Linked DNA regions of Homo sapiens: regions 1 and 2 are each linked to region 3. The links are chromatin contacts, found by Hi-C or POLR2A ChIA-PET in ENCODE. All regions are on one chromosome and are shown on one strand. Each heading gives the region's core, a stretch centred on a gene start or an enhancer-like site at or near the end of the contact. The rest is flanking DNA. Distances are from core to core; before and after follow the strand shown.

Region 1 (2,700 bases), core at 175-2,674, 170 kb after region 3:
TTTTTCCTTTTTTTTTTTTTTTTTGAGACGGAGTATTGCTCTGTCGCCCAGGCTGAAGTGCAGAGGCGTGATCTGGGCTCACTGCAAGCTCCGCCTCCCGGGTTCTCGCCATTCTCCTGCCTCAGGCTCCCGAGTAGCTGGGACGACAGGCGTCCGCCACCACGTCCGGCTAATTTTTTGTAATTTTTTTTTTTTTAGTAGAGACGGGTTTTCACCGTGTTAGCCAGGATGGTCTCGATCTCCTGACCTCGTGAACCGCCCACCTCGGCCTCCTAAAGTTCCATGCTACTTTCTAGACAGACTCCGTGGTATAAAACCACACTTACACCCGCTTCACGCTCAGGCGACTGTGGCTTCGGGGCGAGACACCCCCTCCCTTCCCACGAGCTCCAGGAAGGTCAGAACAGCCGTTTCCTCCTGAGGTCCAGTGGGAATCATCCCCCCAGCTGGGGCTTTGCACAGACGCCACTGTGACTCCGCAGCACCGAGACCCCACCTCCCCCAGGTCTCAATCCCAGCGCTCAGGCAGCCCGATTTCCTGTTTCTCACACCTGGGTTTCTCTTCCTGCTTCGGGGGAGGCTGTGCATCTGAAGGGGCGCCCATCCTGTCTCACCAAGGCGCTCTGGGAGCGTGTGGTGCCGGCCGTGCTGCCCGACCCAGTACCCCTCCTCGTCTCACTTCTCCCCCGGGAAACTGGGGTTCCCACCTCATTCGTGACCTCCTTCTGTGTTTATGTTTATGCACTTGCGTGCGTGCCATATGTATACATAAATATTCTGTGTTCACACTGAGGGACGCACGCCACCCCCTCCCCCATGAAGACCTCGCCTGGGTGCTCAGGCCGGCCTCTCCCCCAGCTCACCTGCCCAGCAGTGCTCAGAGGTGCCTGAAACTTGGCCTCCCCATACCCGGGAACAGGCGCTTCTGCCCTCTCCCCAGTGGCGGCAATGCCAGGGCCTCTGCAGCCTTCCTCTCTCTCCTCCCCTCCCCCTGCTGTGTGTGTCTGTGCACCCAGGTCTCCCCGTCTGCCCATCACACCGCCAGCTCAGTGCCACCCAGACGCTCCCAGGCCACCCATGTGTGCCCTGACCCCTCGGTGCACCAGGACAGCTGCCTCCAAGGGCACCCCAGGCCTCAGTGAGGAGAAGGCCGACCCCTCCACCAGTTCCCACAGCCTCGGAATAACAAAGGACTCATCCACTCCTCGGGCCACTGACAGTGCCAGATCTCCACAAAGACACCATTCCCTTCTTCCTGTTCAGCAGCACAGTCCCACTGCTTAGCCTGGGGTGACAACAAGCTGGGAGCTAAACCTCCATGGGCTGCAGCCTCCCTGGAGCTAGGACTGGCTGGGCCCTGAGCCAGGGAGCTAGGAGACTTTGTGCCAGTTTCCCGGACTGATGGGCCCTGGCTGGGGGTGGAGCAGCTACCTGGCTTTCCTGAGGTGAAAATCCAACAACAAAGGGTGCGGCAGAGCAAAAGGACAGAGCACTCGCGACAGGGCTCCGCAAGGCAGGGGTGGAGCTCATGGCAGGCGTGGATCTCACTCCCCACCTCACTAGGCCTCACGGCCCTTGACCTCTCCCTCCCACCTCGAAGGCTGCCCCCTGGCTGGGGACGCTGTCACAGCACCCGCTACACAGGCTCTGCCACCACCAGCGAGTTTCTAAAACCAAATTCATTTACATGGCAAGGAGGCCACGCTCAAGAAACCCCTCCAGGAGCAAGGAACAGCACGTGGGCTCGGGCGTGTGCAGACGACGCCAGTCACGTCCCACCTGACGTCGAGGCAAACCTGGAATTCAAAAGGCAAGCATCTCCCTCTTGCCAGAACAGTCTGTCCACTTAGCTTCCCTCTGAGAAACTCACAGCATCCCAGGCAAAACTGCTCCCCGCAATGAGGACCCCCATTCCCCTTCTCTGCTGACACTGTGCTCCAAGAAGCCTGTGGGACCCACACAAGCAGCCCAGTCCCCACCCTAATGTTTGCTCACAATTAGTGGAAACAAAAAAACAGAAATCACACTTCACTGACGCTGCCGTTCTCTGTACATCAAGAACTTAAGGTTCTGGGCCAGGCGCCGTGGCTCACACCTGGAATCCCAGCACTTTGGGAGGCCAAGGTGGGCGGATCACCTGAGCTCAGGAGTTCATGACCAGCCTGGCAAACACAGCAAAACCCCGTCTCTACTAAAAGTACAAAAAAAAAATCAGCCGGGTGTGGTGGCTGGCACCTGTAATCCCAGCTACTCGGGAGGCTGAGGCAGGAGAATCACTTGAACCTGGAAGGCAGAGCTTGCAGTGAGCTGAGATCGCGCCATTGCACCCCAGCCTGAGCAACAGAGCGAGACTCCCGTCAAAAAAAAAAAAAAAAAAAATGCTGGGCGCGATGGCTCACACCTGTAATCCCAGCACTTTGGGAGGCCGAGGAGGGTGGATCATGAGGTCAGGAGTTCAAGACCAGCCTGACCAACGTGGAGAAACCCCGTCTCTACTAAAAATACAAAATTAGCCGGGCGTAGTGGATGCCTGTAATCCCAGCTACTCAGGAGGCTGAGGCAGGAGAATCGCTTGAACCCGGGAGGCGGAGGTTGCGGTGAGCCGAGATCACACCGTTGTACTCCAGCCTGGGCAACAAGAGTGAAACTCCGTCTCAAAAAAAAAAAATTTTTTTTTAATGTAGCCGGGCATGGTGGTGC
Region 2 (2,700 bases), core at 43-2,542, 190 kb before region 3:
GACTAATTTTTTCCTTCTTCACATCGTTCTATACTGTTACGACTTTGACTTTCTTTTGAGACATGGTTTTGCTGTCACCCAGGCTGGAGTGCAGTGGCACAATCATGGCTCACTGCAGCCTCAACCTCCTGGGCTCAAGCAATCCTCACAACTCAGCCTCCCAAGTAGCTTGAACCACAGGCACACACCACCACGCCCTGCCAATTTTAGCATTTTTTTTTTTTGGAGTGATGGGGTCTTGCCATGTTGGCTAGGTTGGTCTTGAACTCCTGGGCTCAAGCGATCCTCCCACCTCTGCCTTCCAAAGTGCTGTGATTGCAGGCGTGAGCCACAGTGCCCAGACTGTCAGGACTTTTAGGAGTACATATTTGCGTTTTTTGCTATTTTTTTCAGTGTTGCAGAAATCAGGTAGAACAAGAGCTAAAGTGAGAGTTGATTGTAACTCGGGCGTGAGCACACAGAGTGGTGGACAGAAAGCAAGACGTGAGGAGGCAGAAGCGGGGCTGGGGGGCTGAGGGGCTTGCGGGGTTAAGGGGCTTGGGGGCTGGGGGACTGGGGGGCTGAGGGGCTGGGGGGCTGAGGGTCTGGGGGTCTGCTGGGCTGAGGGGCTGGGGGACTGAGGGGCTGGGGGACTGAGGGTCTGCTGGGCTGAGGGTCTGGGGGACTGGAGCGCTGGGGGGCTGGGGGGCTGAGGGACTGAGGGGCTGAGGGGCTGGGAGGCTGAGAGGCTGGGGAGCTGGGGGGCTGAGGGTCTGCGGGGCTGAGGGGCTGGGGGGCTGGGGGGCTGAGGGGCTGGGGGGCTGAGGGGCTGGGAGGCTGAGAGGCTGGGGAGCTGGGGGGCTGAGGGTCTGCGGGGCTGAGGGGCTAAGGGACTGAAGGGCTGGTAGGGCTGGAGGCGGCAGCGCGCGGCACGGGGAGGTCAAGGCACCGACGAAAGCGCACAGCGAGCGCGAAGGCCCCGCGGCCCCATCTGCGACGTCCCCTCACGGCCGCCTGAACCTCGGGGCTCGCGTTCTCGCGTCACTGCCGGAGGCCCGGGGTGCAGGGACTAGGCCGCCTCTCGGCTCCCACCAGGGCCCGCGCGGGGAGGAGACCGGAGGACGCCCGCGGCGCGCACCTGGCTCCACGAGAAACGGGAGGGAGCGGGGCGCCCAGCCCGCCCGGAGCCGCATACGGAGCCCACCCCACAGCCCTCCCGGCGGCTCCCACTCACCCAAGGGCGTGACTCTGATCTCAGGCATCGTCTCCGCCGCGCTCCCGGACCCGCGAGGCCCGCCTGCGGTGATGCACTGCGCAGGCGCAACCACCTCGCTGCAACTTCCGGTGCGCTAGCCGGAAACGCGGGTCGGGGCGCCGGGCCTCCTGATTGGGCAGCATCCAACCAATCAGGGCGGCGGGCGAGGGCGGGGCGAGGGCGGGGCGGTGGGCGGGGACGGGGCCCGCACGGCGGCTACGGCCTAGGTGAGCGGCTCGGACTCGGCGGCCGCACCTGCCCAACCCAACCCGCACGGTCCGGAAGTCGCCGAGGGGCCGGGAGCGGGAGGGGACGTCGTCCTAGAGGGCCGGAGCGGGCGGGCGGCCGAGGACCCGGCTCCCGCGCAGGACGGAGCCGTGGCTCAGGTCGGCCCCTCCCCAACACCACCCCGGGCCTCCGCCCCTTCCTGGGCCTCTCGGTGGAGCAGGGACCCGAACCGGTGCCCATCCAGTCCGGTGCCATCTGAAGCCCCCTTCCCAGGTGAGACTCGTAGCGCTCGCTCGACAGGGTCTGGTCCCACCCACAAGGCCTGGGGCGCCGTGGGGCCCCGTCTCCTGCTGGCCCCCCAGCCTGCTGTCAGCCCCCGTGCTCTGTGCTCAGGCCGCCCTCGCGCCCGGCCCTGACCTTGGGCCGTTGGGCTGCCCTGGGAAAGGCCTGGAGGTGTCCTGGGTCACCTTCCTGGGCTGGCAAGCTGCCTGCCTCCTGCACAGCCACTGCCCTTCCTGTTGTTACCGAGCCACCAGCCACAGCTCTGAGAAGCTCCTGGCAGCTTCTGTTTGCCACTGGCTCGAATCTGGGCAGGAAGGCAAGGCCCGCAGAATATCTGGTGACCAAGAAGGAAACCCCAGAGCCTCAGAGACCATCTTCTCAGTGGACAAAATTAAGGCCCGAGGAGGGGAGGGGCGTGCTGGAAGTCTATGGGACTGCATCTTTCTGAGGCCCAGGAGCAGCCATCCCCCACACCTGAAGCCCGGTGAGCTCACATCTGGGGCCTCCGCCTGGTGCCAAGCATGCAACCCAACCTGTGGGGCCTGCAACGCCAGGCTTCAGCACCCTGCAGGCACCAGTGCTCCAGCAGCCTGGGCCACGGGCTGGGCAGGGCTTGCAGCCCATGATCCCTAGTGATGAAGGGCCCAGTCCTAGGGTGCTGAGCAACCTGCCCACCTGCTCCTGGCCAGGAGCTCTCACCACGGCTGGGTGCCCTTCCCCCTCCCCCACCGATGGAGTCCCTGCAGCCAGGGAGGCCAGGACAGGGCTCCCAGCACCAACCGGCCTAGGAACCCCCAGGCCCTCTTCCTGGTCGAGGTGGAATGCAGCTGACTCTCAGGTTCCCCAGAGCAGGTGCGGGCCCGTGGGGCACCCGGGGAGACAGGGCAAGGGTGCTTGGCAACACTCACACAAAGCATGGGTGCCTGGATGTCTGTGGATCTGTGGAGTGACTATGT
Region 3 (2,700 bases), core at 42-2,541:
CGGCAGCTCACTGTGTTATATGTAAATTTTCTGTGCCGCCAAAGAAGTAGAACTCGAATATAAATTTTTCTCAGCTAGATAATTTACTTCTATAGAAGGGGACATCTCATAGATGGAGCAATGGCGAGCGCTTGGACAAGGGAGGGGAAGGGGTTCTTATTCCTGACGCGGGTAGCCCCTACTGCTGTGTGGTTCCCCTATTGGCTAGGGTTAGAATGCACAGTCTAAACTAGTGCCCATTGGCTATTTTAAAGGGAGCAGGAGTATGGGCCAGAGTGGCGGGGTGAGTGGTTTGGCGGGAAAAATGGTTATGGGACAGGTAACTAAAGGTGACTCAGGTCAAAGCAGGAGACCGGGATTAGTTAGGACGGAGCAGGTGACCAGGGCAACAGATGTCAACTACTGACTAGAACTGGTGGAAAAGGTTGTTTACTGAAACTGCGAGGAAGGTAGACTTTAAAATGCAGGACAAAGACTGAACATACTGATATACTGATTCTTTGAAGGGAAGTTTAGAACTCATTGTATCTAACATTATTCAGGCTTAAAACAGTTTCCAATCCAGTGGGAAAAGTCACTCCATATATTCCGTGAAGTCAACCAGTTCCATCAAGGAGAAAGTCAGGGCCGCTGGGAGCGCGTGGACCGTGGGCTCCGGGGCGGCGCCTGCCCGGGCACCCCGGCCCCGTCCACGCCCCGCAAGAGGAGCTCGCTGGCCCCGCCACGCGGGAAGGGGTCGCCCCGGGGTCTTGGGCGGGAGGGCCGTGCGGGCTGCGGAGACACCGAGGAGGGGAGGCGCCTCTCCTGAGCTCTTGGCGCAGCGACCCCAGGGCGCCGACTCATCGCGGAAGGGCTCGGCTTGCCCGGGCGCCGGTGCCGCCTCGGGTGAGGTTCCCGCGAGACTCTTCTCTGCGTCCTGGACTCACCGCAGGGCGCCCCGCCGCACGGATCGAGAACCTTGGGGCTCCCTGGAAACTTGCCACCCGCTGCCGCCAAGGCCGGAACTCCTCGGAGCCCCTAGCAACGGAGCCCCTAGCAACGGAGCCCACGCGGATGCGGCGCGGGGCTGACGCTGCCTTGGGTTCGCCTACGTCCCTCGGGAATTTTGTCCCGGCGTGGCTCCCGTAGCCAGATGCTTCGCCGCTCCCGCCCCGCTGGCTCCCAAAGCCTGTTCGGCAGTCGCGGCGCCGTCGCTATGGCGTCACTGTCCTCGGGGCCAATCCAAGGGCTGCGCGCGTGTCCCTTACGCGCTTCTATCGCCGGGAGGAAGGGGTGTGTGTGGCGCCTGCGCAGTGGCGGTGACCACCGGCTCGCGGCGCGTGGAGGCTGCTCCCAGCCGCGCGCGAGTCAGACTCGGGTGGGGGTCCCGGCGGCGGTAGCGGCGGCGGCGGTGCGAGCATGTCGTGGCTCTTCGGCATTAACAAGGGCCCCAAGGGTGAAGGCGCGGGGCCGCCGCCGCCTTTGCCGCCCGCGCAGCCCGGGGCCGAGGGCGGCGGGGACCGCGGGTTGGGAGACCGGCCGGCGCCCAAGGACAAATGGAGCAACTTCGACCCCACCGGCCTGGAGCGCGCCGCCAAGGCGGCGCGCGAGCTGGAGCACTCGCGTGAGTGCGGCGGGGCGGGGCGGCGCGGGCGGGCGGGCGGGACGGGCCGGGGAAGCGGGAGCCCTGGCCCTTGCCGCTCCTCGCCGCTGTCGGCAGCCACTTCCCGGGCGAGACTGCGCCCCCGGAGCACCCCCGGCCGGAGCCGTGTCGCGTGCCGGGAGGATCGGACTCTTTCCGTCACCCGTTTGCACCTCTGCAGCTGTCAGGAGCGGGTCAGGTGCGGAAAGCGGTGCGGAGGTGGCGCTCATAGGTTACAGGGGTCAGGGTCTGGGGCTGGCCGTGGTCTTCAGTTACCGCCGAGCGTGCGGGATCCTTCTGCGCTTGCCGCCTCCACGTGGCACAGGCCAAGGCGTGGCCAGATGGGTAGATGGGTTTGTTGGGTGGTTGCTAGCAGTTTCCACGTAACAAGGGAAGCGTATTTGAGAGTTACTTGATTCTAACGAGACTAGCAGATTTGCACTTCTTGTTGGAAGACGTTAGCATTTGCACGGCGAGGTCTGTGAAGCCACAGGCCAGGCCGTGCTGCTCAGCTTGAGTAAACCCCTGACCCAAGGCCCTCAGGGTGTGAGCACTCACCATGTTGTTCAGGCTGGTCTTGAATTCTGGCCTCAGGTGATTCGCCCACCTCGGCCTCCCAAAGCGCTGGGATGACAGGCGTGAGCCGCTGCTCATGGCCTTCCTCGGTAATTTTAACCATCAGGTTAGGATGGGAATCAAGGGCTGGACTTCAGGGCACCTCGGAGGACAGCGGATGTTGGTGACTGACTTTCTTGCTGCAGGCTTATTTGGAGGGTTCCTTTGTGTCCTAGTTCCTGGGGGTTTTCACCCGCTAACTTCACTTAGAGATTGAAACTTCTCCCACTTCCAGAAGCTGAATCGTAGTGATCAGCCTGCGGCCCCCTGCAGTGGTACAGGCCTGGTTGAGCAGCCTCAGGCCGCCTCCCCATAGTGCAGACCTGTGCCTCTGAGTTGCTCCAGTCCTGGCGGCCCCGGAGCTCCTGACCCGCAGTCCGCTCTGCCGGCGTTGCCAGTGCCTTGGTCTGCCCTCTCTGTGGTGGAGCGGGGCCCGGGGCAGGGTCTCCAGGTGCACCGTGGGG

The links. Hi-C counts contacts between places; a loop is a spot of excess contacts on that map. ChIA-PET counts read pairs that join two places held with the same protein, here RNA polymerase II (POLR2A). Pooled maps may share reads with other maps.
Region 1: a loop to region 3 is called in a pooled map, with 7 times the contacts of the local background. The contact joins the enhancer-like site here to the promoter of ATAD3A in region 3. A Hi-C loop is called at or near these places in 3 of 37 single-sample maps with no recorded cell type and 5 of 50 pooled maps. POLR2A ChIA-PET finds 5 or more read pairs at or near these places in 1 of 52 experiments (RWPE1).
Region 2: a pooled map shows a loop between it and region 3 (9-fold over the local background). The contact joins the promoter of INTS11 here to the promoter of ATAD3A in region 3. A Hi-C loop is called at or near these places in 1 of 168 maps with a recorded cell type or tissue (ovary), 1 of 37 single-sample maps with no recorded cell type and 7 of 50 pooled maps. POLR2A ChIA-PET finds 5 or more read pairs at or near these places in 2 of 52 experiments (MCF 10A and activated CD4-positive, alpha-beta T cell).

Annotation. Positions count from the first base shown.
Region 1 is chr1:1,677,472-1,680,171 of GRCh38, forward strand. All of the region lies in intron 2 of SLC35E2B (solute carrier family 35 member E2B), which reads right to left. Among named protein-coding and RNA genes, the nearest start is that of SLC35E2B, 14 kb to the right of the region's middle. RefSeq lists an enhancer at 534-583. Within about 2 kb of position 1,425, at least 15 of the 41 ENCODE cell types and tissues checked have a DNase peak (open chromatin) inside an H3K27ac peak, as active enhancers do.
Region 2 is chr1:1,323,368-1,326,067 of GRCh38, forward strand. It overlaps INTS11 (integrator complex subunit 11), which reads right to left and starts at 1,293. Exons shown (of 17, transcript NM_017871.6): 1 at 1,214-1,293. The coding sequence starts at 1,241. It overlaps CPTP (ceramide-1-phosphate transfer protein), which reads left to right and starts at 1,435. Exons shown (of 3, transcript NM_001029885.2): 1 at 1,435-1,735. RefSeq lists an enhancer at 1-263 and silencers at 1,082-1,211, 1,392-1,891.
Region 3 is chr1:1,510,871-1,513,570 of GRCh38, forward strand. It overlaps ATAD3A (ATPase family AAA domain containing 3A), which reads left to right and starts at 1,292. Exons shown (of 16, transcript NM_001170535.3): 1 at 1,292-1,603. The coding sequence starts at 1,399. RefSeq lists silencers at 600-799, 1,250-1,409 and an enhancer at 1,040-1,099.